Regions from separate parts of the Homo sapiens genome. Here region 1 is linked to region 2. The links are chromatin loops, found by intact Hi-C in ENCODE. Cell type or tissue: dorsolateral prefrontal cortex. All regions are shown on one strand. Each heading gives the region's core, and the rest is flanking DNA. Links, peaks and the distances in the headings are about the cores only. Region 1 overlaps CABLES2 (Cdk5 and Abl enzyme substrate 2). Region 2 overlaps TAF4 (TATA-box binding protein associated factor 4).

Evidence for each region. Peaks named below come from ENCODE experiments on the same cell type or tissue, not always from the same donor. Only the 100,000 strongest peaks of a DNase experiment are listed, where the experiment ranks them.
Region 1: it touches region 2 in a loop (2.8-fold over the local background); 27 of 110 quality-filtered maps call a loop at or near these places.

What each region holds. Positions count from the first base shown.
Region 1 is chr20:62,388,991-62,391,866 of GRCh38, reverse strand. It overlaps CABLES2 (Cdk5 and Abl enzyme substrate 2), which reads left to right. Exons shown (of 10, transcript NM_031215.3): 9 at 414-618; 10 at 756-2,876. The coding sequence ends at 896. Among named protein-coding and RNA genes, the nearest start is that of RPS21, 3.3 kb to the right of the region's middle. In dorsolateral prefrontal cortex, for the core only: no CTCF peak of the experiment used is centred there; a DNase peak (open chromatin) is centred at 1,422; H3K27ac peaks cover 857 bases.
Region 2 is chr20:62,003,574-62,006,499 of GRCh38, reverse strand. It overlaps TAF4 (TATA-box binding protein associated factor 4), which reads left to right. Exons shown (of 15, transcript NM_003185.4): 8 at 2,622-2,769. Among named protein-coding and RNA genes, the nearest start is that of MIR1257, 51 kb to the right of the region's middle. RefSeq lists enhancers at 2,129-2,629, 2,630-2,926. In dorsolateral prefrontal cortex, for the core only: no CTCF peak of the experiment used is centred there; no DNase peak of the experiment used is centred there.

The DNA of each region.
Region 1 (2,876 bases), core at 277-2,776, 390 kb before region 2:
GGGGGCCTGCCCTGCCGGCCTCTGCCCCAGTGTTCCAGAGGGCAGCTCACTCAATACCCTGGCACCTCCCTTCAAGGCTCTTCCTAAAACCACCCCTCATCAGAGACCACTGCCCCCCACCGAGAGCAGAGCCTGTCCTCTGTGGCTCCACCCACCAGGCACAGGTGGGAGCTGCCATGGGTGCCCACCCACGGGACGGGGGAAGCCAAAACCCAGCCTGCCGGTCCCTGCCCATGCGCCCTGCCCTGGGCGTTATACATGGTACGGCGGAGGGTACCATCCCCTGAAGGATGCGGTGGTGTTTCTTGCGGCCCAAAGCTACATCGCTCCAGCCTCGGTTGGTGGTGGCAGGGGGCTGCCTCCTCAGCCCCAGCCAGAGCCCCCAGGGACATGGCTTCTGTCTTAACCCACAGCTTAAAGCGGGAGATGCGGAGCCTGTCGGAGGAGTGCAGCCTGGAGCCCGTGACGGTGGCCATGGCCTACGTGTACTTTGAGAAGCTGGTCCTGCAGGGCAAGCTCAGCAAACAGAACCGCAAGCTGTGCGCTGGCGCCTGCGTGCTGCTGGCTGCCAAGATCAGCAGTGACCTGCGCAAGAGCGGCGTGACGCAGCTCATCGATGTGAGTGCCCGGCTCGGCAGGCACTGCAGGCAGGGTCATGACATCGAGCCAGGGCCACTGCTGGGATGGGGCTGGCCGGGTGGGAAATGTGGAAGAGGGAAGGCTCCCGTGTAACCCTTCTCTCTTCTCCCCTGCAGAAGTTAGAAGAAAGGTTTCGATTCAACAGGCGCGACCTGATAGGGTTTGAGTTCACAGTGCTCGTGGCCTTGGAGCTGGCCCTGTATCTTCCCGAGAACCAAGTGTTACCTCATTACAGGCGCCTCACCCAGCAGTTCTAGCAGAGGCCCCACAGAAGGCTCAGGGCACCGAGGTGCACTTGCCGGCCTGGGAGGTGTCCCACTGAAGCCCCGCGCCTCCTCCTGCCAGCACCCCCAGCACCTGCTAGCAGGAGGCACCTGGCCTCCGCTGGTGCAGCTTTCCTTTTTGCCTCTTTGCCATTTCCTTGGAAAGAGACGTCGCTTTCATCCCCAAGTGCACCGTCCCTCCGAGGGGATTTCTGAGAATTCTCCTGCATTTTTACATAAACTAAATGTGAGGTTTGTTACTGGTATTTTTTTCACGTGCCTGAGACCAGCCTGGTACCAGGACCTTTTGTTCACAGCGTGCAGCAGCGAGCCGGCTGCAGTGTGTCTCCCCTGGCCTCGCCTTCTGCAAACCACCGCAGCCACCACAGCGTCAGGGTGGAGATCTGGGTTTCTAGACCTCACTGAACACACTGGAATGGCTGAGTTTAACTTATTTAGGCATTCATCTTGGAGATGTGGTTTTTCGGGTTCCCCAGCAGCATCTCCCGACACCAACTGTGCCGCTGGCTCCCTGCCACCTGAAGCCGAGCTCCTCCAGAGCTTTCTCCGCCCACCTCACTGCATCCCAAGTGGAGCTTTTGGTGTCCAGTTAGGCCAGCGGGAGCAGTCTCCTGATTTATTTTGATCTCATTCTTGGACTCTTGGACCTCTCTGTTCTTCAAGCATCGTGTCACTGTGAAATCCTAACGCCCCTGTGTCCTACAGACCGACGGCACAACAGACAGCTGCCCATCCCATGCCATGCTCTACCCTCTGCCTCTCACCAGGAGACACTCTGGGCCTCCAGGACAATTGCTGCTTGCCGGCTCTTATTTTTCTAAGCAATATTGTGATGGAGAAAAATAACATATTTATTGGGATTTGGTTTTTTGGGTCTTTTTTTTTTAAGGGAACAAAAAATGGTTAAATGAGGTCTGCTGAAGTTGACTTGAAAACACACTTGACCCTCAGGCAGGAGGGCACTGACCACACCCCACACAACCTCAAAGGGTCAGTGCGTCAGTGCCTTTTCTTCTGAGGCAGGAAACAGGTGCCATCTTGGCCACCTCGGCCAGGGCAGCCCACCATGCTAAAAGGACCCCAAATGGTGGTCGTTGTCCCTTCTGTGCAGGCCAGCAGGGCCCCATCTCTAGTTTTTCCACGTCTGTCTGAAGTTCTTGCAACAAATTCTGCATGGTCCAGCGCTCCAGCTAGCTGCCTCATCAAAAACACTGAATAACCAAGGACTGCTGAGTTTTTCTTCATGGGGGGTCAGCTGGTCTCAAAACTGGCCACTGCCTCAGCCACCAAGCTTTTTCCTACCACTACCTTATAAACCTGCCTGGCCCTGGAGGGGCTCTGGGACGACTTTGTCTCTAGCCCATTAATACAATACATCCTATGCTTTCTGTGCAGACTGGTGCTTCCGCAGAAAGGAGATGCCAATTCTGCTATCACAGAACTCCACCAGCAACTCCACCCGACCCCAGCAGTGGTGCAGGACAGCTGCCAGCACCCACCTGGCCCTCCTCCTTTTCCACAGCCACTCACTGGGGCCACCAAAACCCAGAGATGGCAGGTGTGTGGGACAGACTGGAGGATGAGGACAAACCAAAGCCTTTGTTCTTTCTTATTGTGGAGCGTCCCCTTCCATCAAGCAGCCTGCCCTCAAGCCAAGGATCATCCCCTGGAACCCAGTATGCACCCAGAGGGGACTCAGCTTCAAAGCTGCTCCACCATGCTGGGTCCCAGGCAGCTTTCCTCTGAAAAGCAACCTCTCCTGCCACCCAGATCCCATCTCAAGAGCTCGCCCATGTTACGAGCATGTAAAGGACTGACTTCCTAGTAACTGTTGCAGTTTACAACCTGCCCTCCAGGGACACGTCTCCATGGTTTTTCCTACACATGAATGCGAGAAATGGCTGATAAGCACAGTAATTTAAGATTGCGTATTCATGTAGTGAGATTTAGTCA
Region 2 (2,926 bases), core at 262-2,761:
GGCGCCTGACTGGTCTGCACAGCCCACCGTGCCTCTGCTCCCGCCCGCTTCTTAGATAAATTGGCCACGGCTCAGAAACCTTTTCCAAGCATGCAGGAAGCCTCCTGCTAGAGGAAGCTTGGGTATTACCTTAAATAGTTAAAATAGAAACCAGAGGTTGAGGCCCTGGGATGTTGTATTTTGTCTCAGTAAAATGAAATAGTTGAGTTGGCTTTGAACCACCGGCACGTCCCCGCCCTGCCTTGTCTGGGGATGTTACTGGTGTAAATGAATGCAGCGTGCTTTTAGAGGATCTTGTAGATAGATGTTCTCTTGGATTAGGAGCAGCGGTCCAAGCGTAAGACACGGGCACCTGCGTGGGACAGGTGGGCAGGAGACTGGAGGCAGGGTAGCAGCTCACAGCACAGGGTGGATTTAGGTGAGTCCCGGGAGGCGAAGCCGCGGCTGCTCATAGCGGTTCACTTATGTGCAGTTTGGATCTGGCTTTCTTGGTTTTATAGTCATGACGTTTGCTCTGCAGCTAGAGAAAGGATGTCTTTGCCAGAAGAATTACATTTTGAGCACATTCCCTTTCATGGGCAGAGGGATTCACCAAACGTAGAGGGGCAGTTTTAAAAAAATTTCAGAGGTGTTTTCTTCCTCTAAAGACAGCTTAAACAACAAAATGGTGCGGGCTCCCTCATCATGAGCTGGTATGTGTTGTGATGGTGTACACATCAGAACCAGCTGGGTGAGGAGTAGCCATTAGGGGGCTGGCTCTTGTGCTCTGTTCAAGTTGCATTTGTTTTTGTCTTGATAATAGCGAGGAGAACAGGGTGAAATGGCATGGAGGGAGGGTGTCCCTTATAAAGGCCAGGGAAGGGCTGAGCGCCTGTGTAAAGAGAGGGCTTCCTTGCCTGCCTTTTGACTCCAGAGGGAAAGAGATGTGCCGTGCCTCTTGCTTTAGTGTAAGGACAGAACTTCCCTGTTCACTAGTCAGTGGAGCTACTTTACCCAAAAAGGTGGGTTCTGTTTAAGCAGGCACAGCCTGTGGGCAATCATTTTCTTGCCAAGTTTTGACCTCTGGTGCTTAGTCACACACAAGCAGCATGGGTGTTTTTAGAATTAGGTGCTGTGTTTGGCAGCAGGATCACCTCTGCATTCTGCTTCCCTGGGCTCCTCCTGACCACGTGTGAGTCTGCAGAGCACAGCCAGTGGGATCCAGGGCATCCAATCCATTGCCTGCACCCTGAAGCCTGTGGAGGCAGAACCCAGGCTTCTCCCTGATTCGATGACAGGCTCCCTGCACCGCAGGGCCTGGCCCGGGCATTTGATGGCAGGTTCCCTGCGCCGCAGGGCCTGGCCTGAGCATTGCCTGAGCTGCCTGAGGCTCTTCCTGTCCAGTGTGGGTGTTCCTGTTTCGTTGGAGACATGTTTGCATTATAGGCCGCTTCCCCAGGTCCCCACACATGTTCTGCAGCATAGAGTTTACCTGCCAGGGCACCTTTGCAAAATGGTAGCGACTAAATTCTGAAGCACCTGGGCCCAGAGGTTTGAGGCCAGGCCTTATGGACTTGAGCATTGGCTTTTGACAAGGATGCCAGTGTCTCTAGGCCCCAGCATCCTGGGGACAGGGCCAGAGCATAGGCCATGGTCAGTGCTGCCAGGTTTTGGATCTCTGCCTTGTGCCGGAGGTGAGAGTGAGAGGCAGGATGACAGCAGAGCTGGGCAGACCCTGCCACGAGGGGCCCAGCAGGGGCTGGGCGGACAGAGCTGGCCATGCTGGGAGCAGTGGGTGGAGGCCCTTGAGGGCCAAGTTCAGGCAGGACTTAGGAACTCTAACCCCACTCCAGTAGAAAAGCCCTCAGCCGCCTTACAGAAAATTCAGAAAGGGAGCTGGGTTTGGTAGCTCATGCCTGTAATTCAGCACTTTGGGAGGTCAAAGTGGGAGGATCGCTTGAGCCTAGGAGTTCAAGACCAACCTGGCCAATGTGGTGAAACCCCATCTCTACAAAAAAAAAATTACAAAAATTAGCCAGACATGGTGGGTGCCTATGGTCCCAGGTGCTCGGGAAGCTGAGGTGTAAGATCACTTGAGCCCGGAAGGCAGAGGTTGCAGTGAACCGAGATCATGCCACTACACTCCAGCCTGGGCGACAGAGCGAGACTTGTCTCAAAAAAAAAAAAAAAAAGAAAAGAAAAGAAAAAAGAAAATTCAGATGAGATAGAACCACTTGACCTGTAGCCACCAGGCAACAATGTCACCTCTGCTAATATTTGGGGGGCAGTGGTCTGCTCCATCCTGGGTTGCTGAGGTCAGCAGGCATCAGTTTGCCACCCGCCCCCTCCAGGCCCTGACCAATGCCCAGGGGCAGCTTCTAGGCAGCAGATCTGCTCCCGCTTGCCCCTTCTGTGCTCACACGGGCACCCCTCGCCCACGTCCTGCCCTGGTCTGGCCGAGTCCATGGCCAGAGCATGGTCCTGCAGCCTGCTGGGGCTGAGCTGCACACGGGGTCTTCCTAGGACTTCTTACTGGGGGCGTGGGGTGCAAAGGAAGGGAAGGGAAGAACCTCCTGCTAGGGACTGAGTGGCCCCTGGCCCTCGGGGAGCATGCTCACCATTCTCTGCTGGCTCTGCCTCAGGTCATCCAGCAGCCTCCGAAGCCAGGAGCCCTGATCCGGCCCCCGCAGGTGACGTTGACGCAGACACCCATGGTCGCCCTGCGGCAGCCTCACAACCGGATCATGCTCACCACGCCTCAGCAGATCCAGCTGAACCCACTGCAGCCAGGTGAGGGCCTCGCGGGCCCCTGGCCGCTCAACACCAAGGGCTGCTCCCAGAGCCAGCTGCCATTGGGCTTTTATTTAATTGGGTAAAATGTACATTTACATAAAATTGGCCATTTTAAGTATCTAGTTCAGTGGCACTGATTTCATTTACTGTGTTG